7 separate regions of the Mus musculus genome follow, and regions 2, 3, 4, 5, 6 and 7 are each linked to region 1. The links are chromatin loops, found by intact Hi-C in ENCODE. Cell type or tissue: heart. All regions are shown on one strand. Links, peaks and the distances in the headings refer to the core of each region. The heading gives the core; the rest is flanking DNA. Region 1 holds the start of Sntb1 (syntrophin, basic 1). Region 2 overlaps Sntb1 (syntrophin, basic 1). Region 3 has its middle 77 kb from the start of Mtbp. Region 4 overlaps Sntb1 (syntrophin, basic 1). Region 5 overlaps Mtbp (Mdm2, transformed 3T3 cell double minute p53 binding protein). Region 6 has its middle 120 kb from the start of Gm46516. Region 7 overlaps Sntb1 (syntrophin, basic 1).

The links. Hi-C counts contacts between places; a loop is a spot of excess contacts. Peaks named below come from ENCODE experiments on the same cell type or tissue, not always from the same donor. Only the 100,000 strongest peaks of a DNase experiment are listed, where the experiment ranks them.
Region 2: a loop joins it to region 1, with 2.2 times the contacts of the local background. A loop is called at or near these places in 4 of 42 quality-filtered maps.
Region 3: it touches region 1 in a loop (2.0-fold over the local background); 9 of 42 quality-filtered maps call a loop at or near these places.
Region 4: a loop joins it to region 1, with 2.1 times the contacts of the local background. A loop is called at or near these places in 4 of 42 quality-filtered maps.
Region 5: a loop joins it to region 1, with 8 times the contacts of the local background. A loop is called at or near these places in 11 of 42 quality-filtered maps.
Region 6: a loop joins it to region 1, with 4 times the contacts of the local background. A loop is called at or near these places in 11 of 42 quality-filtered maps.
Region 7: it touches region 1 in a loop (2.1-fold over the local background); 7 of 42 quality-filtered maps call a loop at or near these places.

Annotation. Positions count from the first base shown.
Region 1 is chr15:55,904,183-55,908,500 of GRCm38, forward strand. Sntb1 (syntrophin, basic 1) reads right to left here and starts at 2,767. Exons shown (of 7, transcript NM_016667.3): 1 at 1,842-2,767. The coding sequence starts at 2,409. In heart, for the core only: CTCF peaks have their summits at 1,244 and 2,369; DNase peaks (open chromatin) are centred at 1,159, 1,879, 2,109 and 2,589; H3K4me3 peaks cover 3,094 bases; H3K27ac peaks cover 1,801 bases.
Region 2 is chr15:55,795,354-55,799,671 of GRCm38, forward strand. The region is part of intron 1 of Sntb1 (syntrophin, basic 1); the gene reads right to left. Among named protein-coding and RNA genes, the nearest start is that of Sntb1, 110 kb to the right of the region's middle. In heart, for the core only: no CTCF peak of the experiment used is centred there; no DNase peak of the experiment used is centred there.
Region 3 is chr15:55,632,312-55,636,629 of GRCm38, forward strand. It overlaps a transcript of Sntb1 not described here. Among named protein-coding and RNA genes, the nearest start is that of Mtbp, 77 kb to the left of the region's middle. In heart, for the core only: a CTCF peak has its summit at 2,564; no DNase peak of the experiment used is centred there.
Region 4 is chr15:55,704,951-55,709,268 of GRCm38, forward strand. All of the region lies in intron 3 of Sntb1 (syntrophin, basic 1), which reads right to left. Among named protein-coding and RNA genes, the nearest start is that of Mtbp, 150 kb to the left of the region's middle. In heart, for the core only: a CTCF peak has its summit at 1,909 (motif pointing right); no DNase peak of the experiment used is centred there.
Region 5 is chr15:55,561,407-55,565,724 of GRCm38, forward strand. Mtbp (Mdm2, transformed 3T3 cell double minute p53 binding protein) reads left to right here. Exons shown (of 22, transcript NM_134092.3): 3 at 1,297-1,370; 4 at 1,531-1,682; 5 at 3,207-3,265. Among named protein-coding and RNA genes, the nearest start is that of Mtbp, 6.2 kb to the left of the region's middle. In heart, for the core only: a CTCF peak has its summit at 2,574 (motif pointing right); no DNase peak of the experiment used is centred there.
Region 6 is chr15:56,044,840-56,049,157 of GRCm38, forward strand. No RefSeq gene overlaps it. Among named protein-coding and RNA genes, the nearest start is that of Gm46516, 120 kb to the left of the region's middle. In heart, for the core only: no CTCF peak of the experiment used is centred there; a DNase peak (open chromatin) is centred at 2,252; H3K4me3 peaks cover 518 bases; H3K27ac peaks cover 362 bases.
Region 7 is chr15:55,842,674-55,846,991 of GRCm38, forward strand. The region is part of intron 1 of Sntb1 (syntrophin, basic 1); the gene reads right to left. Among named protein-coding and RNA genes, the nearest start is that of Sntb1, 62 kb to the right of the region's middle. In heart, for the core only: no CTCF peak of the experiment used is centred there; a DNase peak (open chromatin) is centred at 2,228.

The DNA of each region.
Region 1 (4,318 bases), core at 205-4,204:
CATACACACACACACACACACACACACTCCTTTTTCTAAGATCATTTTCAACTCCAGGTTGTTTCTTAATGTCCTTGGCAAGTTATTATTCATTAAATTCATGAAATATTCAGAGACAGGAAGAAGGGATGTAGTAAAGGACATGCCTGAAGTAAAATATGATTATTTGTCACCCCTTCCATCTGCATTTTCAGTATTGATTACAAACTGAGCAGGCACCCAGAAGTTTATAGTCCAAGCTACACTCTCACAAGATCCCACCTGTCCCTTGTCACCCAAACCAACACATTCTTGATCAAGAATTTTTCTCCTCTTTACTTATGTTAATCATCAAGCCAAACCAAATAGCCTTCTAGGTTCTGGATTCGGGGGCAGTGAATTAAATATGAAGACATCACAAATCTTCTAGACAAATCAAAATAAAATAAAATTAAAAAAAAGAAAAGCCCCTTTGTGTTCCAGGTTAGGAGGCAGACACATATTGCCAGTAGTTTTCATCTGCTGTCACATGCCAAGCAAGTTGGCTTCCCAGAGTCACACATCAGCACGACAGTTGGGTGAACAGGGAACTGATTACATTTTAGTTTAAGGGCTTAAGTCAATCACCACCACGTTATAAAGTCTAGGTTGGAATAGTGTCTCAGTAGCTGAGTTAATTTACTCCCTCAACCTGCATGCATGTCACTGAGGGATACAAGCTCCGGAGAGCCCCCTATCCAAATAAAGGATCTCTGAACAACTCAATCTGTAGTTAGGAAGAAGCTGAGAAAAATCGATGAAATTATCACGCAGTGTGAGTGCCAGCCAAAGTGTGTACTAAGAGTTACAAAGACAGAAAACCAGAGCTGGGGCAAAGGAAACGCTCAGAGTCCCCCACCCCCACCCCCATATTGCCACATCCAAACTGGTACTTCCTAGTCTATACCCATTGGATGATTATAGAGTTGAAGACACCAGATTTTCAGAGAGCGTTTCGAAAGTTCTTCATATTCATGGGCAGGGAAATCTGTTTACAAATGCAGAGTGGATTTCACACTTCTCCAGGAGACACCAGCAGAAAAAAGAAAACACTTCACCAGCTCTCCACCCAGGGGAACCTGGAATCCGGACTGACCGGCTGAACACCCTGCAGTGGAAGTGAACTTGTGCCTACATTGGCAACATCTTTCCCAGCCTTTGGCACTACTCAAAGCTGCACAGCCTCATGGACTCTCTCTGGTGCTGGAGGGAAGGGAAGCAGGAACGGGTGGCTGAGTTTTAGCATTCAAATACTGCCACCTCTCTCTGGCTTTTATTTTTATTTATTTATTTATTTGTTTATTTATTTATTTATTTATTTATTACCTCTCAGGTCTTCACAGCTGGATTGCCTAGGCTGTGAAAATTTTTGCCAAAGTAGAAAAGTACTAGAGCTGCCTAGAGTCAGTGGCCCTGCTTTACAATGTGGGCAGATGCAAATTCCGTCCACTCTCCATTTCCCGGTCCATTTCCCAGACTCCAAATTACATTTGGATTGTCCGCAGATAAAAATATGAAACCACGTGTACCGATAAGTATGAAACTTCCGACACCAGTGCACTAAAGCACTTCATCCAAGCCAGGAAAACCCAGGCACTCCAGTGTTTTAGTACAGCGCCCTGGGTCAGGGCCAAAGTGAAGATGAGTTTGCCCCCAGGTAGTAAAAGTTGTCAAAAAAGAAAGTCGTGCCACTGCTTTTGCAAAACACAGGCACTGTGGGGTTCTAGGGCTTTGGGGCAAGTGGCTGGTGAGTGTGAGTGTGCTGACGCGCAGAAGAGTAAGTGGAACTGCGGGATAAGGCCGGCGCAGGGTTAACCCCTTACCTTCCAGCAGCACTTCCTTGCCTGCGCGCTTCAATGCCTGCACTGCCTCGTCGTGGGTGGCGTCCCGCAGGTCTGCTCCGTTCACCGACAGGATGGCATCGCCCACATACAGGGCTTGGGTCTGATCCGCTGCCAGCCCCTTGAAGATCTTGCTGATGAGTATGGGCATCTTGTTTTCCTTGCCCCCTTTGATGCTAATGCCCAGCCCGCCCAGCTCCTGCTTCAGCACCTTCACGCCCCTCTTCTGGTTTGAGATGGACTCAGGTACCTGCTCCGGGAGGTCGGTGAAGGCGGTGCGGACCCCGGCGGGAGAGTCCGGGGCTTGAGCGACACCGGGGACCGGGTGCCCGGTCCCGGAGCCCCTGCAGAACGAACCATTGGTGGCAGCCCCTATGCCGTTGTACGCCGCAGCGCCCTCCTCGCAGCTCAACACCAGGGCGTCCTCGCTCAAGTTCACCAGAACTTTATGCCAGCGATCCCGCACCAAAACTTCCAGCAGTCCGCTCCGCTGCGCCCGGGCGCCTCCACCGCCAGCCGGCGCAGCCACAGCCGCTGCCGCTACCGCCATCTTTCCAGCATTCTTAAAATGCCATGTGATTGCAAACGGGGGAAAAGTAGAGAAGGGGTGAGGATGGGAGGACTCAGGGTAACCGAGGCACGGAAGAAGCAGATGCCTGGCAGCGCGCGCTCAGACCCCGGACTCCACTCCCCGTGTTCGCGGCTGCGCCGGGCGCCAGTTGCAGCGGCGGAGCTTGTTCCCCCTCGCCTGATCCTGGGCGGGGTGGAGCAACCTAAAAGAAGACGGAGAGCCCTCGACAGGGGAGGAGGGAAAAAAGCCAGCTGCCAGTTGCAAAACCCCAAACCGAGAGGAGCCTAGGAGCTGCGGAGCGGCCAAGTGCTGTAGAGAATCGGTAGGAGGAGGCAAGGGCGGGGACCCGGAGCCCCAGCCGCTCACCTGTTCGCCACTGCAGCGTCACACTCCCACGTCGCGCTGGCTCAGACCCGGGTGCCTCAGTTCTCAGCCGCACCTTGCCGCAGCTCCCCCAAACCTACCGGGTCACAAACCACTACCCCAACCCCGCCGCCACCCCCTTTTCTTCTCAACCCTCTATTTTCGACGGGTTTCCACACTCACCTTTAGTAGGTGCGCTCACTCTATCCTCTTGAGTCAACTCCCCTCTCTCCTCCCGCAGGTGTTTGAAGATCCAAGTCTTCCTCAAACCAGACCTTCGCTGCCTCAACTCAGTCTCCCTCCACCCCCATCCCAGGACTCTGGGAAGGAAACTACAGAGAGAGAGAGAGAGAGAGAGAGAGAGAGAGAGAGAGAGAGAGAGAGGAGGGAGAGGGAGAGGGAGAGGGAGAGGGAGAGGGAGAGAGAGAGAGAGAGAGAGAGAGAGAGAGAGAGAGAGAGAGAGAGATCCTAGGCTGTGCCAGAAGTCAGGGGAAAACTGTCACAAGAACATAGAATGAAGCCTCATCAAGCCACGTACTCCTATCCTCTAAGTCAATGCAAGGCATCTTTTGGGGGAGTTTGAAGACAAGAGGGCTTTCTTTCAGTACCTACCCTGAATTTCAACGGGGCACTGTCTGCCTCATCTTCAGGACACAGTGTCTAACTCAGTGTCTGCTCTTTGCATTGCTCCATACTTCCCCCAACCCCATCCCCGTGCCAGCCCAAACGCTTCTCAGGGCTCCCTCCTTTGTTCTTAGATTCCATATAGGAAATGTCTTCTTTAAAAGCTAAGAATAGGTTTGTTCTCCAAGTTCCCTGAAAACTGCTTGTTTGGCTCTTAAGCTGCTCTGTCCCAAGGTGATGGCATTGTAACTCTTGGTTCCGTTCCTAGGCCAATCAGGAAATGCCACCTTAACTGTAACCCAAGCCATGGCTGAACATCCCAGAGTTCTGCTAAGCAGGTCCCACACAGTTCACTTAAACTGTGTTAAGACTTACTGGTCTTCCTGCTGTGCCCTCTCCTTTCTCCAGATGACAAAATAAAAAGCAGAATCTGTTAATTCTGGAAGGTGAAGCTCCTGATAAGATGCCAGTAGGAAGAGGGTCTTCTGTAACATGCATGTCATCACCCCACTGTGATGGGTATTTGCAGCAAACAGCTCTAGTTCTTTCCAGACTTACTTAATCAAGGATACTTAAAAACTCTCAGGAATCCCCGTGAAGTCCCTGACAGGGATTACAGAACTCAATGAAAATACTTGAGACTTTCTTGAGAAACTGAAGTCACTACAGCTCACACAGGGTGTGCCACTGTCCTGCTCCTGTAAGTTTTAACTTTCTATACTTCAAAAAAAAAAAAATCTTCATTTTTTTTTTCATGTAAACCTGCCCACAACAGGGACAGGAGCCCAGGAAGTTCTTCAGTCCTTCCTGTTGGACTGGGTTAGCCAGGGAACTAACACAGCTGGCACCACTGTTGGAAAGAAACCTGAGAGAGAGAGAGAGAGAGACAGAGAGAGAGAGA
Region 2 (4,318 bases), core at 170-4,169, 110 kb before region 1:
GAAAATGTCAGAAAAGAGTGCTGATGGAGGATGGGGGTGTCTAGGAGAAGGCTCACATGGAATACAGAAGAGAAAAAAAGATGGAGGAGTCACAAGGGAGGACTGGAGGTCACAAGAAGGTGGGAAGATGATGGAGCTAAAGAATGTACTAAATCTATAGACTTTGTCTATATGGTATTTAATACCCTAATTACGCTAATTTAAAAAATAAAAAAGTGACTCATTTCCCTATTTCTGCAGACAGTAAAATTGTGTGGCTTTGTTGTCGAATTACACTTACTGGGATATAGGATATTCTGGTAGCAGTTGGGATAGAGGTTTTTGTTTTGTTTTGTTTTGTTTTGTTTTGTTTTTGTTTTTGGAATGGATTCTTATCATTCAAATCATTCAATCTGGCTGGAGATGAGAGTGATGGCTTCAGAGGGAGACTCAAGAATGCTATGTGGGTAAATGGCATTTGAACTCAGCCTTAAAACATGAACATCATGTTAAGAAACAGAAGGATCATGACTGTCCTTTTATATAACACACCCTGATTTGTAACTCTGATCACAATTCCATAGCAGAGAAAAATTTGGTGTTGGTTTGCAAGAAGGATAAGAAAAAACATTTGTAATGCACTCAATCATGAGCAGAATATTGAACCAGGTTACTTACACATTGTCCTATAGTTAATCTTCACAATTACTATTTAAGGACTCACTTTATATTTGTTAGGGAATCCAGGGTCTGTAGACAAAAATATCTAGGCTACCATTCCTTCATTGAGTCCATGTGCCCATAGGCAATAAAATATAAAAATATAGTTATCATTTTCAGAAAACCTTTGTAAGATTTTCCTACTTCTACCAAACACATAGGTCAGTGTTCATATATACATCAATCATTCATGCTTAGAAGTTTGTCATGTAGGGGGTCACATGGCTAGCAATTGATAGAGCGTTACTTTGTTTATCCAGAGATGCTCTTTCATGATATCTGGCTATGCCACGTAGATGAAAGATGCACAAAAGTTGAGAAGTTTGGATTTTATTTTAGATAGTAGCAATAATGATTATCAGTGAGCAATACAGTGGTCCAATCACTGGCCAGTTGTAGAGAGAATTCCTGGAAATGAGACTTAACTGCCTAAAGAAAAATATATTAAACATAGGCCTAACATTTTTGAAGGCACAAAGGATTACCGTCATTGATAATCCAAGCAATATTCTAAATATCCTGCTTAAGCATGAAAAATTCTAGAAATATGTGGCTTAGTCCACTTGTGGGGCAGAGCTGATAACATATAAAAATCTTAGCCTAAAAGCAAATACTTGCCAAGTACCCACTTCTTATATGGTACATAATTAGAGTAATTTACATAGAAAAGATAGCACAGCAAGGCCTTGAGGAACGTTTGCCTTCTTGGGAATAATATTTAATGTAGAGTGATGCTCTTAACCAGCCAGTAGAATATAAAGACAGAGAGAATACAGTAATAAGTAACTATGATGATCTAAATTTTTGCTCATTCACCAACATTTATCAGTTTATTTTTACATACAAAGGATTGTGCAGCCTGTGAATGATACAGAATTATCCTGATTGGAAGATATTCAAAGTCCAGAAGAGAGGAAGCTTGGAGGAGCAGGTGACAAGGAGATTTGTGTTAAATTTTAAGCCTGGTTTAAGGAGGTACCACAGTGCACAGGTCTCTAGCTTCCCAACAGTATCAAAGGATTATTCTTTATGGAAGAAAACAATTTCATCCTAGGCTGCAAAGAGTGCTGAGGACCGTTTCCAAAGGCAATGAGCTGGTTCAAAAAATCAAAGAAAATGTGGCACACTAGGAAACAAGATACCCGAGTATAAGCAATTGATGGTAGCAACAGCTATATGTACTTAAAACTTAAAAGAGGGTGGAAAAATAAACAGAAGTTTGAAAGAGTTTTCCAGAGAACAGTTAAAGAAGTGACCTAACTAGTTAAATTCAAATAAGATGTCTAGTATTATAATTGATAATGATAATAATAATAATAATAGTAATAATATAACAATAGTAGCAACAAGATAAGTAGTCCACAAATTAAAGCTACATTAGAGACACACACATCAGGAGGAAATAGTGAATAATGAATTACACAGAGAAGATGGCTCAGTGGATAAGTGCATTCTACAGATCACCTACATTCCATTCCCAGTGTCCATGCCTGGATACTGTCTATAGCTCCAGTTCCAGGGTGATTCGATAACTCTGTCCTACATAGATACATGGAATCACATACATTTACCTCTATACAGGCACGTACATACATACACACAATAAGAAATGAAAACGTTAAAAAATTACAATGGAGCACAATCTTTTAAAAACGATGCTAAATGTTGACTACAGATTAAGAAATATAGGACCAGAAAGATAGATCAGATGCTAAAGGGTAGGTACACAACCAAAAATAGAAAATTAAGAGAAATGAAGGATAAACTGTAGAACCAGAAGAGTAGAGTGGGAATCAATTGGCTGAGAATAAGAATTTTCCATATGGAAATGTGCAGAGCCACAAGGTCTAGAGATCTTGCCTTGGTTTTGTCAAACAAGACCAGACCTGACAGCTTCAACCTCAAACTGAATAGAAGTCATGTGCAATTTCTTCCTTACCCATTGAGTTGGCTTAACAGTTCCCCTTTCCCTTTGTGTATGTGCCTCCCCAGAGCCGTTCAGCTGGCACCTCTGGATTTTACTAGTATTGCATACGAGTGTCAACAAAGTTCCTAAATAAATCCTGATATCTCTGGCAGACAAATGTTCCAACCAAAGAAAGAAATGAGTGCAAGGTGGAGTGGAGAAAGTTGCAAGGCCAGATAGCCTGGTATTATGCAGTGGCGGAGAAGAAGAGACCCCTAGCTCAGCCAAGACCAACACCCAAAGCTGTCTACTGACCTTCGCACACATGCATGGCCCCTACATTCATAATACTCAAAGGCTTGCGTGCACCACCCCCATAGCCTTTGTTCAGAAATCCTGCTTCAACAACAGAAACATAAAACACTTTCTATTATTAATGTTCCTCTGTGCTGGGAATGTAGCACAGGGTCTCATCCATGGTAGGCAAATGTTCTATACGGAGCTCCATCCACAGCCCTTAGATCTTGCTTCTGTTTGGTAAGCATGGAAAGAAACAACATATTCTTCTGTAAAACTAATATAAGAGAAGGCCACTGGATTTTGCTAGCAGTCCATGATTTCTCACCAGAGGAAGTAAGGGCAATCCAAGGTACCTGAGGCCACAGAATTTCTACACGATGGCTAAGTACTTGAGTCCTCTTCAATCCCTCATTGAGGCCTGAGACCAAGGACCCCTATGTGGAGAGTAAGAATGGTATAGAGACCTTTGGAGGAGACACAGTAGTGGCCCTGACAAGGACAAAGAACATGCGAAAGCTTTCCCTGGTTCTTTTTTATTCTAAAACCATTACACATAATCAAGTAAGTATGGTCTAACGAAAAGAAAGGAAGGTGTTACCTAAGTCTGAACTTGTCTGGGCCAGGTACCCCAGATGAATGAATTGAATAGAAAAGACTATTATGAATCTAGCAAGTTTGGAATTGAATAAAAGATTTAGTGGGGCTACTCTGCTTCCCAAAGTGCCAAGAACTCTGGATTCTGCCGTCTTCTTCATTGCATTTTTTTTTTTTACCATACCTCCTGATAATTTAAAACAGATGCCTGAGTTCTATCTATTGAGACCCACATCCCATGAAGACAAAAGGAAAATGGAAAAAGAATAACTTGTATCTTAGTTTCTTTTCCTGTTGCTGTGATAAAAACCGCCTGGCAAAAATCAACTTAAAGGAGAAGTTATTTGGCTCACTGTTGCAGTTAAGTTGAAGCAGTGGGAGCATAAAGCAGCTGGCTGCATCACATGCACAGTCAGGAGAAGAGGAACTGGATGGAAGCATGCATGCCAATGGTCAACTGAATCGCAGCTCTTCCTTCAGTGTCAGGGCGAGCCCATGAAACGGTGACGCCCATCTTCAGTGTGGCTCTTCTCATCGCAGTGCACAAAACCAAGAAAGTCTCTCACAGGCATGCTCACTGCCCACCCATTTCAGACCATTCCCCATTATGACGTCCAGGTGACTCCACATGTGCTAACTGAAACAACCAATATACACACCACCCTTCCTTTAACTCCACCTTCTAGACACCGCCGAACCATTTTTGTTTACAATGTACTGACTAAAACTTAAACACAACCACATCTAGATGAAAAAGCAATTCCTTATTATGAGTACCTTTGGCCACTTAGCTGAAAATTGGGGTGGAAGGAAAGCCAT
Region 3 (4,318 bases), core at 110-4,109, 270 kb before region 1:
AAAATGACTTTACCTGGAGGCAAGGATGCAGAACATGAAACAGTTCCACAAAGCCTTGGGTCTTCCATCTACATAGATGTTTTTCATATCCCTAATCCCTGCTTCTAAGCAGCCAGTAAATATCAATGATTAGTGTGAGCTGGAACCTAGAATTTTAGGACCTTATAACTTCTCTTCTGCTAGTCCTGAAGCCTAGTCCTGAGCACATGAGGGAGGTCAGATGGAGTACAACCAGGTACCTGTGTGATAGCCAGCAGCAGCTGCAGACAGGTATATGCAGCATTAAGGAACTCCCCACCCAGGGTACTGCCCCGCCCAAATACAGACACATGAGTGAGCCCAGGCATCTAAACAATAGTGGAAGGGATGGACCAGCCTCATCAGGCCACATAATAATGAACACTAATGCCTTTTGGTGTGCCAAGCCCCTGGGTTGTAAGGCGATTCATTGTAGACAAACCTTGGGTTTCATTCACTTCTACAAATGAACTGTGAGAAAGAAGGTGGCAGAAACTTCACTTATCAAGACTATAGCTGAAGAAAGAGGGAATGGCTTTCTCTTGAATTATTTTGCTTTCCTGTAAGACCCAGAAAGCTTGTAGAAGAAGAAACTCCTATCCCCACCCTCCACTGCTGTACAGATGAGGATTATAAAACAGAACAGCTACAATTAATGAGGCATTATTGAAGGTCTTTCTTGGTCATTGCCTTTGGGTTCTTGTGAGAAAAATAAGCTTTATTCATCCAAGAATTGTAAGTAAAAGTTGCTAAAAATAAAACTGGCTTTCTTTTCTTTCAACATTCCTAGGCTCCAGTCCAAGGCAAGAGAGAATTGCAGCCTTCCGGCCAGGCATGAGAGTAGGGCAGTCCCTGCCTGAGACTGGAGTCATCCTGAAAGGGTTTATGTTTGCCATGCTTTGCCCTCACCCAGCTGCCAAAAAGCTATAGATGGTCTGATTTCACATCAGTTCTTCTGGCTTTCTTTTGTCTTCGCCAAGCTTGCTGTCTTCCCAAATCCCCACCTCCTGCTCTCCTTGCTGTTGCTGTAACACTGATCAATGTCCTCTCTATCGAGCCTTAGATGCTAAAAATAACAATAATAGTAATAATAATAATAATAGTAATAATGTCAGAGGAGACGTTTCCATTACTTTTTCTGATACCATTTAGATATGATGCTGCACCCTCTGTGGACATGGTTTAATTGTTTTAATGAGCTATTAAACTTGCTTCCCTGAGTGAAATTAATTTAGTGTCATTTAGAGGTGTAGGTAAAATAATAACTGATTTATGGTCACATTTTCAAATAGTTCTATTATTCAAAATTTTATGTAAACAGGCTAAAAATTATATTTACAGTTCTCAGAATTTTATCCATATAAAGAGCCCTTAAAAAACAATTTTCAAGTGCACATTTAAGAAGTTCGTGTAACATTGAAGGGATTTAGGTCATACTCGTGATCCTCAGAACCATTTCTCAACAATAATTTGCAGTAGGGCCTATTACATTTTTATAATGTTCCCTTCCAGATATCCTTTTTCAACCAGGAATATCTCCTCCAAGTTTCTATTATTTCTCCATGCTCAGACCCAAGCACCCTATCTGCACCAATTATTTTATTTATTTCTTGTGTGTGTGTGTGTGTTTGAGACAGTGTCTTGCCATATATAGCCCAGTTATTCTTAACAGTTTTCTGTTCGATGTTGTGAGTAAAATTAATAATGCTCCTGAATCATGTTCACTAGAAAACAAAACTTGAAGCAAGGACCAAAGAGATAGTGGCTGATATCCTTTGTCAGATGGGTTGTCCCAAGATGGATGATGAATGTTTTAGCACTATCACAGTCAAGAACCCTGAAAGGAAGATAGAAAGCATCACAGAGGAACTGAGTAGTCCCTCCATACTGTGAACTTTAATTTGCCCTCTTAGATTTCAGTTCACCACAGTTTTTGTTTCTCTCAGTGTTTTAAAGCGCTATCCTCTAAGCAAAACAGCCCCCCTTCTCATCAGCTCAGCCATGCCTACCTGCAAGAGTCTGTCATAAGAAGGATACGGGGAGCATCATTGGACCATCACCTGAGCCTCAATCCAATCCCCTTGCACCGTCTTGCTATTTGTATGCAATTCTGCCCTAATTGCAAGTAGCCTTGGGATATGGAGATACTAGAGCGTATAGGTAGGGAAAGGTTCACTATGGGAAGAAACACCGATGTGGCTATGGGCCAGTCATTATCCGTGCTGAGTGAAGATTTCTCCAGCATCATTCCTGTAAGAAGTTTCTCAAATAATCTTCCGTAAGTCCAAGAAGTTCATTGTTCCTGGGTCAAACCTTGGTGGAATCAGACTTTGGTTGGTTATTAGGACCTGGGAAAGAAGGGTATATTTTGTTCATGCTTCCCCAGGGAAGGGATTCTCACAACATTCAGGCTAGTTCTTTTAGCAACTCTTTAGGAAGCCAGGACTTATACCCTACTGAGTGGCTTTTGATCCAAGTCTGAAAGAACACAGAAAGCCAGGTATGCATCTTCTGGTTGCCTAGCAGGGAAGGGATAGAGCTAAGGGGGGCAGTGTTGTCAAGCAAACAACTGGTTTGCTCTGAGCAGAAACCTTTAGGTCAAGCAGAACCAGCTGTTGTATCTAGGATGGTGCTTCTGGCTCTTCATGAGAACCTTGGGGAAGATTTGAATCTTGCTGCAATTTTACTGATTTTGTCTATGCCAACGCAGACAGAGAACATTCTTATCAATGTGCCAGCTGTTAGTGTACAAGGATACTGTATTGATATACCTCGTCTTTCAGCTGGTTGCAAACACTACAAAGATGATCTATCTACATCAGGTCTTGTGTACTTGTGCAATCCTAGCTCATGGTCAAAAGGTACATGTTTTAAAATTTTTAGGTGTTTGTCAAAGTGTTCTCCAAATTATTGCCAAATACATTTACTAGTGGCTTTACCCAGGCTGGTTGTGACCTTTAGTACTAGACATCTGAGAAGACTTTAATCTTGGTCTCTTTTTTCCTACCAAAATGTCCAATTAAAAGCTTTCTTTGACTTGTTTTACATTTGTTAGTTGTTGTCAGCCTTGACTTGTCTCTGTGTATAGGATGTTGCTGTGGAAGAAAAATCGGACTTCCAGTGTTTTCTAGGGTAAAACAGGGGTCATGACTGAAGGGTAGGCAAATAGAAGTCTTGGTGCCAGGAATGCAAGACCTTTCAAACACCTCTAGCCAGCCAGCAAATGAATGGGTCTGCCTGGTGAGATAAGAAGCGTCCTCCTCATACTGAGAAATTTCAATTTCAGGCTCGATGCACAATGCCAAAGTGTTCAAGAAGAGTTCCCGAGTGCAGCGGCATATGCTACAAGGTCAGTGTGGCCCGTCATGCAGCTCCTGGGACACAGTGTATGTCTAAGATGAACTTAGATGGTATGAACTTTAAAAAAGTTTTAATTGGTGTCTATGCAGCTTGCAACATCAGCATCCTACTGCCATGTTCCTAGCAAATCATACCCCTTATTAGCGCAGGGAGGTGGTAGCACTCGAGAAAACTGCACAGAAATATGCTTCACAGCCTTTAGGTCTTTATAAACCCCAGACTCTATGGTTCTAAATCTAATCTCAGTACTGCTAAAGTTTCAGTTAGTTCAATGACTTCTGAATATCAGCCCATTACATTTATTGCAAGAAATTGCAACAAAACCCAACTACAGTACAATAGAGAATTTAAGTACTTTTGAGCTTGGTGCAGGGGTCACATTTTAGTTAAAAATGAGAGTCTCAAATTGTAGATGAAAAGCTGTCTGAAACTATACTCAAATTAAGAATTTGGGGATAAACATTAATATTTTGGGGAAATCTGTCAACACTTGCTGTGTTGCATAAAATGCTGACTGTGTTTTAAATGGGCTCTGAGTTGCTAGTGGTATTAACTTACCCTGCCAACACTTCTAAGACCAGTCTTGATGGGAAAGAGACATGGCCTGTCTTCACACCCACACAGTCCTCTGAGACTGTCACGAAGCCACCATCCGCTCAGTTCATCCCACGATATACTTAAAATTATAAGCCTAGGCATTGGAGATCTGAGACAAATATTTATTCAGTTTATATATCAATTGTACATGACATTCATAGGGGCTATAACACAGGCAGATTTAGAAAAAAAAAACACTCAAGATACACCCAAAAATTATTTCCATACTTCATTGATGCCATTCATTAAATACCTTGGTCTGGGTAGTTCATAATAATTATATAGTTTGATTTTGTATTATTTAGCTTATGTTAGAAAGAGATGACATAATCTCTATCCCTCT
Region 4 (4,318 bases), core at 135-4,134, 200 kb before region 1:
TTTAATAGAAATTTTATTTTTCAAAACTGACTAGAACAGAAGCATCATTTTAATTGATTCTTGTTGGTTAGCTCTTCAAATTCTCTAGCAATGGTTATAAGGTGCCTATGGTTTAAAAAATTATTTTTTTAAATGTAGACATTGCTAATATCCCTACTTGGTAGATGAGAAAAGATGCTGTTTTATCATAATACACATGAAGCTTCAACCTCAGGACATTTCTCTTGTTAAGTAACTAGGCTGCTATGCTATGTACAGCTTCAGTCTTCAGGCTAGGCAGAACCAGTTTTAGGATTGCCGCCTCCTACCTGGCCTATTGGTAACAGCTTGGAAATAAAATATTTGGTTCTAATACTTCTTTTTTTTCTCTCTCTACTTTTTATTGATTCTTTGTCAGTTTCACATCATGAACCCCAATCCTACTCATCTCTCCATTCTCCCCTGCAACCTCCCTCCCCTAAAGAAGACTTAAAAAAAAAAACCCAAAGTATAGAGAACACCTTGTTGTGCAGTATGTCACAGTGTGTCCCATGGTACATCCTTTTGTCCACACATGTTCACTTGCAAGTGTTTATTACAGTGAGTCACTGGTCTGGTTTGAGGCCTCTGGCTTCCGCTACACTATCAATACTGGATCCATACCTGGACTCCCCTTATTAATCCTGTTGTTGCCCTGTGTCATGGAGATCCTGCAGCTTTGAATCTGTAGGACTGGCCCCTTCACATGCTTGAACAATTCAAAGGTGAGGTAGATTTGGGGTATGCCAACTCAAAGCCTTGAATCTGTGCCTGGATGGTAGCTGAGTTGAGTTGGTCAGCCAGCTAGCTATCCTATGCAAGTACCACCAGGTCAAGCTCTTCAGCACTGCCACCGCCCTCCCTTCCTCTGCTACTTCACTCAAGGTCAATAAGGGACAAGGTCTCTCACTCTCAGGACCTCATACCTGGCTCACTAGCAACATACCACCAGGGCCAGCTCTACTACGCTGTCCAGATGAGGTGCAGGGTCCACTCTCCTGAGTACTGCAGCTGGTGAGGACTCTTAGGCTAGCTCTCCCAACTGCCAGTGATGATGAGAGACAAGGGGACAGAGGGCTTCAGCCTCACACCCATTCTACCTCACAGCAGAGGATCGGTTGGTTCAGCTCTCCTGTGTTCATGCTTTTGAGGCGGCTCAAGCCCACTGCCACTAGGGCCAGCTCTACTGTGCAGCTCAGAGGAGGTGCACAGCCAGCTCTCCCAAGTGATGCAGCAGGGAATATGTCAAGGCAGCTCTCCAGACTGCTGCAGAGAGTGAGGGGTAGGCCAGATCTGTCCAGCTCTTGATATCTCTGTGATCCCCCAGACCAGGGAAGTCCACATGGCCTTTAGTGGTAATATGGGCCACAGACATTGACACAGACTGATGCTGCTGCATGGCCACAGACCCAGACATGGCCCTCAGCAACAGCACAGGCTGGGACTTCACCATAGCCTCAGGTGGCAGGGCTGGCTACCCACAAGAAGCTATTCCTTTCTATCCTCATGTCTCCACTTCCACCTCTCTTCACAATGTTCAAACTTTCTTGCTTCTCTTTCTTTCCCATCTGTCTACCACATACTTGCACATGGTAGTGGCTCCTGTTGCCGGCTGGCCATGTGGCCTTTGGGTGATAGCCTGTGCCCACATAATGTGTGGTGACTACAGGTGGCCTTATGTGTGTCTGCAGCCTGCTTGTGCCACATGGCAGCATGTGGCCTCTGGGTGTCCTCAGTCTGCTAATGCTGTGTGGTATGGCTGCTAAAAAGTTTACATATATATATATGTATGTGTGTGCGCATGCATGCATGCACCTGTGTGTATGTGTGTGCATTTTGCCTGTATATGTCTGTGGACTATATAGGTGCAGTGCCAATAGAGGCCAGAAGAGGGCCTCACCTAGGACTAGAGTTACAGATGCCGTGAGCCACTAAGTAGCTGCTAGAAATTGAATCTGAGTTGGTCCCCCTGGAAGTGCATTTAGTGCTCTTATCCATGGAGCCAGCGCTCTACCTCAATACAATGTCTTGTTACTGGGTCATGGATGATGGCAATTGAATGTACTTAATCCCACAAATCCATACATGGAGAATAATTACTTTTATGTCAGGACTATTTTAACATGACAGTAAGTTTTAAGATTGAAGCAGATATCGAACTAAAGGTCCAGGGCCTTAGAGAGACCTTGTCCTCTGATGCAACGATCCTTAGTCCTTGTTCAGGACTGAAGACTCAGGTCACTACTATGTCAGTCACTGTTTGCTTCCAACTAGACTGACTTTCGGATGAGTGTGTATGCCTACTTCTTTGTATGTATTTATCTGTGTGTATCTACAACATTAAGCCCAAAATTAGTGCTGCTAGTAAGTTAAGGTATCTGAAAGTCCTAGGGGAGAATTATTTTCTTGGCTTTTTTTTTCTGGATTTCTAGTCAAAGGTATAGCACTACCTTAACCTCGGCTTCCACCTTGTGCCTTCTTCTCTTTCATGTGATGTCACCTTTTGTCTTCTTACATATGGTTTAGTAATGGAGCTCACTAATTGCCTAACATGGGTGAGACCCACATTTTATCTATACTGATAACATATCCCACAAATATGTAACTGCACTTAGAACCTACCAAAAGAACCCAGCATTTTCTCATCAGTTGAATCATATCTGCAAATCATATATGCATCAGGTAATTATATATGCAAAGGCTTTTCTCCTTAGAATGTACCACTTACAGGGTATTGACCTGAATAGCCCTGTGAGACATTATTCAGGATTCCACAGTTGTTAAGTACAATCTGACCAGGGAAAGCGACAGTGTGAGTCCTGTTTCAAGGTAGCTTGCAAAGGAGCCAGCTGTGAGGAAACCTTAATCCAAGGCTTAGGCCGGACGTGAGAGCAGGTTTTGATACTTGATTCTTTAACTACTGCCACTTCAAACCAGAAACAAACATTAAAAGTTCATAACAAACCATATACATAATACATGGTAACTGTGAGCTGGGTGGTTCGAGCGCATTTGAATCTTGCTCTTGCCCCTAAACTAGTGAGACATACAAGATGACACTGTACGCTCAGGAATCACGAAGCTTTTTTTTTTTTGTGTGTGTGTGTTTGTTGTTTGATGGTTGTGCTGTAAACATAAATTTTATATTTATTTATGTTCTCACTCAAATCCAATGTGAGAAGTTAACTGTCACTTTTACAGTGATCAAAGCTCTGGGGAGGATGAAGACAATTTTCTGGTTCACCAGCGTTCGAATGGCCACTGAGGGGGAGACCTGCTTCGGTTCCTTTTTTGGCGATTAGGCACTTTAGTCCTGAAATCTGTAACTTGAGGGGTAGTTAGAGGCTTATTGTTTCTCTGTGTGTCAAAGATGATGTTTTAGATATGAAGAGATGAGTCAAATAGTTCGGTGCTCTTTTAAAAATGAGAGCCACTTCACTTTAAACATAATTCTTTTTCCTCTTTGTACGAATAACAGCTATTGAAGAGGATCTTTTTGTGCAGCTAATTAATCTTCCCTTTATTGATCTGGAGCCTAGTTACATGGCTATTTAGAGTTTGTTATAATTCATCAATCTTTACTAATGGCGCATGCACACATTATACTTTTTAAAGAACAGCGGTTGCTTATTAGTAAAATCAGGAGATACAAAGGAGCAAGAAGAAACACATAAAAAACACCACCAAGTTGTAGTTCCCTAAAATTCTGCTGGGATGTTGCAATTCACCTTTTCTTTCTCCCTTCACCTGTTTTCTTTGTGGATGAGAGGATGACTGCAAGTCCATCAAGAGGAAGGACCTGCATTGTCTGGGCCCATGATGCTTTTTGACAAAGAGAGTATGGTAGTCATGATGCTAGGGCTTCAAGACCATATGCAACTTCAGTTACTGGGGACTTAAAAGTCCCTTAGCTGGGATCCAACTGCTCTAAAAAGGGAAGCTTAGACAAAACAAAGGGCCCATGGAGAGCCAGGTGCCATTATTGCCAGCCCCAGGTTAAGTTCCCAGCGGAGCACCAGTACTAATCATCAGTGATGTTTGTGTACATCTTGGGTGTCAGACCCTCCAGATGATCATAGCTCCAGCTGGAGGCACGGGAAGCAGGAAGTTCCTTACAGTGAAACAGCCAACAGAATCGCCAGAGATAAGCGAGAGCTTGTGTTTTTCAATCTATCATCTCACGTCAAAAGCATATCATTAGACATTCTCTGTGTGTCTATTGTTCTGTCAATTTCTCATACGTTTTCCTACATTTTATCTTTATTGGACTACAGAATGATGTTTTCCAGCTTGAAGCAGG
Region 5 (4,318 bases), core at 202-4,201, 340 kb before region 1:
ACTACAGGAGGGTAGTGCTGGAGATGTAGTTATACAATCATCTGGGTATAGGTGGAAACCGTGCGATAGAGGAGATTGTTTACAGATGATGGGAAGACAAAAAAACAAAACAAAATAAAACAAACAAATCTCAAGAATCCAAGTATTCAAGGAACATCATTTTTAAGAGATGCCAGAATTAGTGCCACAGATCCAACTGATGTAAGGGGAAAGTAGCCACACACTCACAGCAGTCACCATTGAGTCTTCTCTGATTTATGCTGAGAGATTAAATATTAACAAAGCTAAAAATTAATAAGGTCGTAAAAAGTCAGTTATTAGCGACTTCGAGTACAATTTCAGTGGCATGTGTGGAACGAAAAATCCACTAACATGCCTTTGAAGGGTGTAACAAAGCTAATGAGGAAGGGACCACCACAGGTAGGCAGCATTTTCAGGGGGGCTATAAAGAGTGACGAAAGGGATTTGCAGTCTTTGAACACGAGCAGCTAGGACTCCATTGGGAAGTACTGCTTTGAGGAATAGGTTTGCGGTTTTCAATAGTGAGGGGGGTGGCTTGGAGTGCCTGGGCTGGGATCATTTTGAGGAGTAGCCTTGGAGAGGAAGGTCAGTACCTCTTGCCTGTTGGCAGGAAGGAGCGAAGGAAGACCTAACAAGAAGGTCCATTTCCCACAGGGACTAATACTCAGTGGTTCCCAGTAAGGAAACATGATTTTGCTGAGCTCAGTGGAAGAAAAGTTTCAGTTGACACTCAGCCCCTTACCTTGCTCCCACAAGTTAAACTCACGGTTCACTCTTCCTTTGGAGCCTCGAGTCTGGTTTCTCTCCAAAGCTCTCAATTTCGTTTGGCTCCTCTGAGATATGCTTCAAGGTGACCTTTGAGTTCACTCACTCTCTCTCTCTGTGTCTCTCTTTCTCTAGTTTATTTTATGGTATTGCATTTTCCAGGTAATTTTCCATTTGCCTGTGACCAGGTAGAACCATGCCTGCATGATCTTTGGAGAAGGAATTGGTTTTACTTAGTGGCCTACTGGTTTTGTGTCACCCAGGCATAATTGAGTAGCCATATTTTCTTAAAACATCTTTATAGTAGATCTTAAATGATTAAAAAATATGGAGTTTGAATTAATGCAAGCTAATAATTTTTTAAAGCAGGTTGGATTTTTGCAAGAGATTTATAACTTGGAAAACTATAGACTATGTTAAAGAATTATACAATTCTCTAAATAGTAATCGTTACACTGACTGCTTTTTCATTGTCTGCCTTTCTTCTAATAAGTGTGATTTGTTTTCAAGCTTGTTCAGTGGGTGGCACACCTCATTCCAGGAAGTGGTTCTTTGCGGTGCAAGCAATATGCGGATTTTACCAGGTAATAGCTGTTAGTGAACGCATTACCTACTCTAAAGAATTTCACGAATCCACTCTGTTTAATGCCGCCTTTTGATTTGTTGGTTTTGCAATAGCTATTAGGAAATGTCTGTGCTATAAATGATGACGTGACTCCATTACTTACCATCATTTTCTATTAGTTTTGTAGTTCTGATTGGCAAGAGATACATTTTGATGCTGAAAAAGATAAAATCGAAGATGTTCTTCAAGCAAATATAGAAGAATGTCAGAGTGCTGTTGAGTGTTTTGAAGAAGATGACAGTAATAGCAGGGAATCCTTACCCTTGGCTGAGTATGCTTCTATGCCTATACTGCCTTGCAGATGTTTAACAGTACCCTGTTGTTTTGAGACAGGAGGGAAAAGATTGGATATTTTAGCAACTATAGTAGGGGATTTTTAATCAACTGCAATGGCCAATACTTCAGTTTTGGAAGACAATGGGCAGGTTAGACCTCTCATCTAATTGATACCTGAAAACATTTAAGTTCACACAACTGTAGAGTGCTGTTGGTAATGGCTTATCATTTTTTTGAAGATAAATTCTGCCTGATCCTGTGTTGTCTTGACTAGGGGAGTTATTTAATGCTAGCAGATAACACTCAAATTGAAAGCACACTGTGTTTTTGGCCTCTGAGACTGAAATGTGGGACTCCCCCCCACCCCCCAATTTATATGCCTCTTCAACATTTCTGATACTTTTTGTAGTCTACAGAGTTTCTGAGGAATATCAGTTGACGTCACTTGTAAGTCTCTTGAATCTTGTTAGAATGGAAGATGATCCCGACACTAAGTTGTGATAACCTCTTTCTTCCTAAGACATTCCATTTCTGGCTCATTGTTAAAGTCTTTCCTTTTAGCGTTTGTCATGTGACAGGAAATGCTTTTGTTTTGTTTTAGTATTCATTGTATAGGCTTTAAGAATCTCTTCTTACTGGTTTCACATTGTGTTGGTTAATGCAGGAAGCAGTGGGAAGAACTGTGGACTAGTAGGAGTTAGAAAGTACTGTTGACTGTGTGAGGCAAAGCCAGGGAATTAGCTCATCTAGTCTTTTGTTTCCTCATTCACCAAGTGAGGAAATTCTTTTAGGTACTTTCTCAGACACCTTCACTGAGCCTTAAAAAGACCTTATTGATTCCTGTTTTACCACTGTGAAAAAATAATGTGGCGCCACCTTATTTCCACAAGAGGGAGCCTGGAAACAATAGTGAGCCTAACATGCTTTCGGCTTTTGTTTCAGACAGTGTCACCTTATGCGGAAGGATTTAAATACTTTTATCCTGTATACGAACTTCTTTTAAGAATAGAATTTCACTATCTGAATAAAATATGTAGGTTTTTAGGAATCTGGGAAAATGTCATATTCTCAGGGAAGCCTTAACTAACTCAGAGAAGAGCAGTGTCCTTTATTATTAAAACCTGCTGCTGGCTTGTTTGGGAGAGTAGAAAAGTGTTTGGTCTGTTATTTATGTTGAATATATAAAATATAAGTTGGGGTCTTTGTTCCCGTTATTATTATCGTTGGTTCTGTTTGTGTTTTACATGTGGGTAAGAGCTTGTACTTGCAGGTTGAAATAGGGCTTTCACACATAATAGGTACATGGTTTTGGGACATTTATTTAAAGGAAAAATACTAATCTTAATGGTGCCTGGGTTTGTCAGCTAAGTCAAATAAGGTAATGTGTCTAGCATGTGTGACTGTAGCACATAGATCACTATTGCCTATTATGATTATATGATATAGAGGCATAATTATGCATATTTATATGTATATTTGTATAGGGCATTTTTCCTCTAACTGTATTCTTTCATTGTAGCCTATATGAAGAATCAGCAGAAAATTTGCATCAGTTATCAGACAAGCTTCCCGCTCCTGGTAATACAATAACTGTTTTAGATCATTTGTATTTCCTACTTTTGATGCGTGAGTGATGGATTCAGCATCTTCAGTAGAATCCCAGTCCTGGAACTCAAGGACAAATTGCTTTTTAAAGGAGATTGTCAGGATGACACTCCTTTATGGTGCCGATAGCGTACACATCACCAAATGGAATGCCCTGTAGTAGGGTGAAGCTCTTGGATCAGCAGTTTTAAAATAGAAACCACTTTTTCTTCCTAAAACAGGAAGCATATTTTATAAAATACTATACGATATTACCCTTAAACACTTTTTTTTTTTGGTCCGAGTAGCTTTGCTTTGTATTACTCAAATAGTTATTGGCAAAATTCAGTACAGTTTGGTATTCATAAATACTTTTGCATTTTTTAATGAATGTGTCATTATTGAATCCCACTTATTTGCTGTACGTTTCTTTGCTATCTGTGTAGTATGTCATGCACTGTCCTGGGAACTGAATATACAGTGGTGTGTAAAGCTAGATAGTGATACAGGATGGCACAACTACAATTCTTACGTTCACGGAGCTGGTATTTACAGCCAAGTTTACTACAGAGTCCGGTATAGAAAGTAATGAAGGCTTTGTGAGATGGCTCAGTGGTAAGGGCCCTGGTTGCTCTTGCAGAGGGCCTGGGTTCAGTTCCTGTCACTCACATGGCAGCTCCCAGCCATCTCTAACTCCATTTCTGAGAACTCTAGTGCTCTCTTTTGCCTTCCACATGCATTAGAAATGCATATTCATGTGTGAATTTAAAAAATGAAAAAGAAAATAACAACGTATTCACAAATAAACATTTTTGCAACCTTTTCACCTAAGGATTGAACCCAAAGCCTTGTACATAAAAAGTTACCCTTCAGCCCATCAGATTTCTTTCAGTGAAATGTATTAGTTCAAAAATATGCACTAAAATTTTATACAGTTGCTATTTTTGTCTAATTAAATGCCTTTGGTTATCAAATTTTTGTTTGGTTTTCATTTTATTTTCTGGTCTTTCAATAAGTTTGTAATTTCATGTCATTTAAACTGGTGTG
Region 6 (4,318 bases), core at 119-4,118, 140 kb after region 1:
AAAAATTACACATTTCCTCAGTATGTCTTTTGGGGAAACCAGTAAGTGTGTCTGTTCTGAGAGAAAGAAACTCTGGGTTCTGGGAACATGAAGTCTATATTTTGTTTCTGTCTGAAAGGAATCAGGTTCCTTGGAAAAGTGATAGATTCTATAGGTGGGGCAGAAAATATTTGTGATGAATGTGAAATCATGATCAGAATATGTGTTAACCTCAAGAAGCCCCACTGGCTCGAGATGGAGAGAAGAAGCCCCAACATTTAATGCACCAAATATGGAAAATGGGAAAGAGCAAAGGTCCTTGGGAGGGTGTTGGGCAGCAACCTACTCTTTGGAAAAAAAAAAAAAATAAAGAGTAGAGCATTTATCGTACCGCTTATTTGTTTTTCTTTTGTTTTATATCACTCAATTGAGGAGGGGGAAACTCTTCCTTCAAATTCTTCTGGCTAACAGATTTTGCAGGAACGACATAGAATGTCTCCACTTTGCTAATTCTAAAGGATGCTGGACCTAGACAATGATCATCCATGGACCACTAACTAATGAGTGACAGGAACCCTGACCATGGAGGCTTATCAGATGAACATTTTCCCTGCTCACTGATCAGTTCTAACATCAGCAAGTGGGGAGAGCTGGAATCATGGGAGTCCTGAGACAAATACAACTGAAACGGGGTCAGATCCTCCCTACACAGAGAATAAACTCTGTACTCTAATCACACGTTTGTATTAATTGTGCATGGTCACAGAAGAATAAATTATTTGACAGTATAGCATCAGTGCACCTATTATTTGAAACGTTCTATGGCCCAAAATTTCCATTTTCTTTTCAGGACAGAGGAACACGTGCATGGCAGAAGGCCAAGGGGAAGTACTATGAACCCCCAAGGACAGGGGAGACTGACACCAATGAGCTCAGTGGATCCTGAGCTGAACAGTCCAGAGGGAAAAGTGCATTTTGGAGGACACTCGGGTCCATTTGAAAGATGGCTTGCTTATCAGATTGTATACCATGATTATTAAATGTATTTTGCGTGATAGTGAGCGAGCTCTGAACTCTGGTCTACTAACAACACACAATGGCAGGCCTAGAGTTAAAGAGACACAGTATCTGGGCTAAGCTTATTACAAACACAAAACGATACATGAAACAAGGTAGGTCTGATTCAGACTGGGCTTTTCGGTTCCTATAGAGCATTCTTTGAGGGGTCACTTGAGGTGAGAAAACAGAATTTGGGTAAAATGAATGCAAAAATAATAAAAGGGAAGCTATGCTTAGCAGCATTGTCTTTGACGGGTAGCTATTTTGGCTAATATTAGATTATACTCAAAAGTACCAGAAATACCCCTATTGCCCACGTCAAGATAAGGACTTCATTGTCAAGGCCTACCAGTTCCTTGAAGAACTTCCTTCTGCTTCAGAAACCATCTTGATTACTGATGAAGAAGACAGGGCAGTGGGGTTTGTGTCTCTGCTTCTGTGGCAGCTGTGTTATCATGTCCTTTCTGTTCTCATTAGTCAACCAGAGCCGACTATTGGTCAAGAGAACTCTACCCAGCTCAGTGGAAGTTGGTTCCTTTAGGACAACCCACTGTTTTTTCCTTTTTCCTTTTATTTTTCTTCTTCTCCCAGGAAAGTCTTCAGATATTTTATCTAGTTCAAATCTCATCAATGGGAATCCCCCTTTCTTCCCTTTTGTGCGTTATCCTTGAGTTTATGTAAGGTGAGCAATTTTAAGTCCTCCTGAATGAAGCAATCTGGGCTAAAGTTAGAAAAAAAATATGAGAGAGAGAGAGAGGGGGGGGGGGTGGGGGGAGAGGGAGAGGGGGGGAAGGGAGGGGGAGGGGGAGAGGGATCGTATTGTCCAAGGCGCCTTCAAATATGCTCGCACAAACCACGTGACACAGACTCTTTGCTCCAGTAGGTTTTTATCCTTCTTGTATCATTAGAACAATCAAACTCTAGTGTTAGACCGACAGAAGATGGCAATGTATTAGTATTTCCTCACACTCTGCCTAGAGGGAATTTTGACCCCAGAAAGCAGTTCTCTGGCAGGAAACAGTGGGAGAAGACATGAAGTGAGACAATAGAGAGGATTTTCCAGGCTGTTTATCTACCCACCACCATGTTTTCCTGGGCACAGATCTGAGCCCTTAAAACCAAAACAACCTAGACTGAAAAGGTAACACAAAACATTCCCCGCGGCCATGGCTACGCAGTCCCTTGGTATTGCTGCCATCTATTGGCACCAGGTGGTAACACCGGACAAAGTGAAGCCCTAGGGTGTTTGGTGTTTGTTTCCCTGAATACCAATGGTCCCACAGGTAGAACAGACTTACTTCAGAGAGGGCGGATCATATGATAAGACTTTAGTGGTGAAAATATATGTATGTGATATATATTCTTGAGAAGGGCTGTGCGTTTGTGCTATCTTAACGTGCCCCCAAAGGGCTCCTACCAGCTGAAGAGACTAAACAGGGTAGGATTAATACCCACGAAAGCCAGTGGAATAACCTTCGCAGTTCTTCTGTGTTACAGCAGAGAATCCCATGGCCCTTTGCGGCAGGTTTTAGAGGATGGTAAAGATTTGTCCCATCTGAACGATTACTGTAAGTGTTGGGTTGTACTAAACTCATCATTATTTGAGGAAAGTGGTCTTTATTCAGTTTCTGTCTGTGTACCCAGTGGCTCAAAGTCTCTAAGCCATAGGGATTTTCTTGATCTTAGGACAGAGTCATGAGAACCTCTGGGTAAAGTGTTAGGACTATCACCCTACAGTGCATTTTCCCACTCTTCTGGATTCAGGCCAACAGTTAACGTTAATTTTTAATGAAATGACCTAACATATTTTAAAACAATTACAACTTCTTTGATTAGTAGGCAGCTACAGCTTGTGCTTCTTGGCTGTCCTACCTGAGCTTGGCTACCACTCTCCGGGGGGACTCCCCAGGTTTAGTATGTGGCTTGCCTGTGTCATGACACTGGAGACTCCTGCCACAGTTCAGGAGGTATACTGGGGGACATAGAAGCTACTTCAGAAGGAGGGGAGTCATTTAGGCCTTCTGTCTCCATGTCTCCGTTGTAGTTTATGTATATTCATTTAAGAAGCTTTTATGGATGAAATGACCTAGCATTAATTAAACTTATCTTTACAAACAAGATGAGGCGATTCTAATTGAAAAATTTGCTGATTCAACAGAATAAGTAATTACTAAAACCTTGTACCTAAAAATGAAATCAAAGTACAAATAATAGATGATATCAAGGAAGATGGAGAAGAAAGTTCAGAAAAGTCCACACTACTGTAGGTCCTGGTCAGTTTCTGGATAAGGAAAGAAATCCAGGTTAAATCAGGTGAGTCTGTGGGCCTCCTTAGAGATTATAGGGAATCCCCAGGACAACTAGCTGCAGCCTCAGATGATAAGATACACTCACCGTTAATTGTTGAATGAATATACCTTTATTCCAGAAAAAGTCCACTTATATGTTCACTGTAAAAGACATATCCAAGTCGCAAAACAGTACGGTTAGTTTCTGTAAAATGGCCTGAGTAAAAAACACACCAAGAAATTAATATTAAAACTAAAGATAATTTAGCATTATTAACATTAGGTAAAAAAATGAAATAATAAACTAAAATCTGAGAAGTTTGACCCTGGTAAATGCTGACAAAGTAAAAGTATGTAATACTCAGGGGTATTTTACAAATTTAATAATGTAGCTTTGCAAAGAAGAAAGCAAGAGCCCAGTACTACAAAGGACAAATTCATAATTCTACTCTCATTATAAGATATTTTAAGAAATTTACCTCAATACATTTTAAAAAGACAGTGATCAACAATTAAAAAGAAAAAAAACGAGATTTATACACACAATTAACACACAGAACCCAATACTTTCTAAGCATTCTTTACAAGCTTATAAAAATGGATTTCGTAAGGCCCAGTAATTGATAACAGGAAGATTAAGATCTTTGACCACAGTAGAATAATTAGAACATAAAAATAAGCAGGTGGCTCCCCAGACCTACACTTTCCAGAATAGGTACTTTTCAGGAGAGCGGAGTTTGGGTGGTAATCCAAGCAGTCTAGGAATCAGGCCAGTGACAGCATAGCCACTAACTTCACCCTAAGCTGCATGAAGCCATGTGCCTGACCAGGCCGTCTCATGGTGAGGGAGGGCATTTGCTTTTAGCTTAATGGTCCCTTGTGACAGAAAGAGTGCCATCCATCAGAGGTGCCGATCAGGTACCAGAGGCTCGTCTGTGGACTATGAGCCTCCGTGATCAGACTGCAGAGGTGTGGCCAAAGTTGGTATCATA
Region 7 (4,318 bases), core at 217-4,216, 61 kb before region 1:
AGAGGGCTAGACTGTTCTTTCCTATACAGTCCAAAGATGAAAGGAAAAAAGAAATAGAAAAGAAAAGGACATGACTGGTCCCAGGTTTCGGCACCAGAAGAATGAGACAGGTATGGGGGAGGAGAAATTTTAATAGTGATATATGGATATATCTATATAAATTTCTATATCTATATATATCTGAATCTCTACATATAGTTATATATCTCCACCTATACATTATATGTATACATATATCTATGTATACATAAAGATATATGTTGAAAATTCCATGCACTGTATCAAAGTATGTTTGAAACAATCTCCTTTGCTCTCACTTCTACACTCAGTTTATCTGGCCCTTTCCTGCCCATCTGCAAGTCTTCCTCTCAGTAGCAGATGCACATTTCCAGTCATTACAAGCACTAACATGGTTGGGGAGTTGAAAGCAAATTACCTAAGCCCACCTGTTAAGAATGATCCTCCTTTCTAAAAAGAGGGGCCTTCCTGAAAGCTGACATTGTACAGGCAGGGCAGGGGGAGGGAGGAGGCAAAGGGGGAGGTTTTCTGGAACAGAATCACACAGACCAGCTTAAACACAAAGATTTTCTTTTATCTAAAAAGGGTTTTCCCCAAGAAGCCTAAGTTTTTCTTCACAAGCATGTAGACTCTAAATTTTAGAGGCCCGTGGTAGATTACTTAGTGGCATGCTGGGGAAACTAAGGAGCTAAAACTACTATTTGTGGGGGAGTTAGAGTGGACTTTGATGTTGGACAGGAAATATTTGGGCATAGTGAAGAAAGAAAAATAAAAGGAGAATACATCAGACAGGTTCTGGGCCTCCAGTGTTTGGACTCGGGAACGGAACACATCTAAAAAGTTGTCATAACAAAAAGACGAATGTTGGGTTCCACACCCTCCTGACATTTACCTCAGCTACTAAGTATTAAATATTTACAAAGCACTTGGGCTTGCAGAGTGCTTCCTAATTCTTCTTAAAAATTTTGCCTTCTGCCCAGATGGTGAGCCCTTGCTATCACTCCTCTTTTATGGGTGGAGGGGAGAGATCACAAATGCCCTGTGACTTATTCAGACCTCGGAGTTGACAGACGTGCCAGAGCTGGCACGAGGAAGCAGCATGCAATTCTGCACAGCCCCAGCCACCAGGGGTAACCAATCTTTTCCCAGGGGAAATCAGCCAATGGCCCTAAGAGAAATTCAACAGGAAGGCAGCTGCCTGCTTCCTTTCTATAATCTGTTTTGCCACAGGCAGGGTGTTTAAGCTCTTTAATGGAAGAGGCATGAGGAAGCCTGGAGGAAGGAAGTGAATATATATATATATATATATGTGTGTGTGTGTGTGTGTGTGTGTGTGTGTGTGTGTGTAGACAAGATGAAGCCCAGAGCACATTGGTCCTTGACCCTTCCATCACCTGCCAATTTATAGCCTGTGGCTTTAAGTGCCAGCATTCAGAGGTAGAAAACAGCCCCTGTTGCAAACAGTTTCCTGCATCTCTGGGGTTTTGTGTTCCATTGGCTGGAAAAGCAATGAAAGCAGATCTTCATAGAATGTCAGGGAATGTGGACCAGTCCTGGCTTAAATGCAGAGTAAGCTATGGTGGAAAGTGGTTGGGTCATTTGTGCTGGAACCTAGAGGACACATCCAATTTGAATACAGGAGGACTGATTGATAGACCAGTCCCCCAAGATTCCTGACCCCCAGCTACACAGCTCCTATATTGGATGACTTTGCACAGTTAAGGGCAGAGATTCTCCAATGTCGAGCCACTGGTTAATTATTTCAAGCCTTATGGGTAGCATATCAGCAACCTTTTCTTTTCTGGACCTTCCTATGGTATCTTCGCAGTCTGGAAGAATGGATTTCCTTCCTATCCTAAGAAATAGAAAACTCCAAGTCTTGGCAGCGGCCACGCCAAGCACACCACCAAATTCTGAACACAAAGCTGTGGCCCTCGGTGGACCTTGCAGAAGGGAAGGTGAGAGAGAGCAACGTATACCATGTGGGTGTCAGGAAGGAGGTCCATGAATCAGCCAAATGCAAATTTCATCCTTATTTCAAAAATTAACCAGGAAGAGAGAATGTACAGATATTCCCCAAGTGTGCAGAGGACAGTCACAACAGTGTAAAGTGGGATAGGAGCAGGGCTACAGGAAGTTCTGCTGAGGTCCTGCGGAAGTCATTAAAGAGGCTTCCACTTCCCCTAAGAACAATTGCAGAGCAATGCAGAGGAGGAAGGTGGCGGCTGCAGAGAAAGGATGTTGCTTCTCCTCAGAGCCCCAGAAAAGCAGGGCGGAAGCAACAGGGCTGTGTCTTCATACCGCATGCAAAAGGAGAGAAAGCTTAGCATAGCAGGACAACGTGTTCTATATTCAGTCCCCTCTCATCCACTTCATGTCTGCTACAGGACACACAAGCACTCATGTGCACACACTCTTTAAAGCAGTTTAAGATAAAATGACTATGATGCTTTTCAGGGTTACTCTTGTTTTATAGTCAGATATCACGAATCAGACTTCTGGAAACTTTCAGGAGTTTGTAAAAAACAAATTACAGAATTACTCTACTGACAAAGACCGAGACCCATTAGATGCACAGTGGTGGCAGCTAGCATTTTGCTCTAACATATGAGGTAAATCTATGAAGGACCATCACTGCTAGTGAGAAACTTCTTGAATTGTCTTGCATAGTTTTGTATATATAAATCTCGAAATTCTTGTGTACAGTCCAGTCTTGAGAAAAATGGAACTAAAAAGAAAAAGGTGTCTGAACACTCTTCCCTGGGTCACTATCATTGCCTCAGCTGCTCTTGCAAGACGGGTGATATGTACAATGTTCCTAACATGGCCACTTGTTAATTGGATATCTTTGGCGATCCCATTTTTTTTTAAATCACAATACAAATTAATAGGTTCACTTTCTCTTTGAATGATTGGTAAGCTGTGTCTGATATTCGTGAGGTATAAACTGGTGACTAGACCAAAGAAGTAGAAGTTCTTTCTGGGTATTTCTGCTCATTGATCCTCAGGGAAACTGATTAGTAGAGACAAAGCATGTTTGGTAGTACCAATGAAGCTAGGTTGCAGGATACACATCTTACAGCCTGGCTGCCTGTGCTTCATTACCATCTGGAGCCTGGTAATTGCATGGAGAATTGAGTTAATTACAAAAAAAACAAGATCAACGCCTGCTTCTTGGTTTCTTGATGGGTGCACCTGATACTTGGTCAGCAGCATCTTTATTAACAGATACCAGTGTTGTAGACCAGAATAAACAACCATGTGAATGGAAGACTGAAGGAGAGATGGTGGTTAGGGAGGATACCTGGGGTTAATAGAGTAATGAAGGTTGGAAGCCTAACAAATGGAATTTGATCTGCAGCATCAGCAGAAATAGTAATTACGGATCTCCTGACAAGGCAAGGCCTCCTTAGATCTATAGATAAAGCATTAAATAACCAATATTGGGTCTGCGGTCTGAGGTACTTTGAAAGGAGGAGGGCATCCTTGAGTGTTCCCGTTGCTCTATTGACAGGTGATCAGGAACCTGATAAAGCTGTTGATAAACCATGAATCACACAGTGTGGAGGACATTTGTTTTGGCACCAAGAATTTAATATCAAAAAATGTCATGGCCCCTTGTGTATGTGATGTCACATATATCTACATACATAATTATGTATTCGTTGGCATGCAGGCAGGTCAGCATGTATCTTGTGTAGGTGTAGACAGACATTAGAGGTTGATGTTGCATGTCTTCACCTACCTTCTACCTCTTTTAGAGACTTGGTATCTCGCTGAACCCAGGGTTCATCAGCTTGGCTAGACTGGATCGTCGCCATGCCTGAACTATCCTCCTATCTCTGCATCCCTGGTACCTGCCCTTTGCAGCTGCATGTGCTTTGTTGGAGTTGTTGGTTTGTTTTGGTTTTTGCAAGACAGGGTTTCTCTGTGTAGCCCTGGCTGGCCTGGAACTCACTCTGTGGACCAGGCTGGCCTCAAACAGAGATCTACCTCTGCCTCCCAAGTGCTAGGATTAAAGGCCACCACACCTGTCTCTAAATGTCATCTTAAATTTCATTTTAAAAGAAAACACTTCTTTCTTTTTTTTTTTTTCTGACTAGCGAATCCTTCAAACAGGAAGCCAAAGTGATGGGAAAAGAATCATGTATTTGCTTTTATCTTCTTCCCTCTAATTTTATTAGGAAACACATCTGATTAATTTAATTCTTGAGCAAAGACAGGTAGACCTCTTATACTAAAAATTAAATTGAGGAGTAGTTATCTGTGTGCCCTCAAGAAGCCACCAGGTTTATTTAGG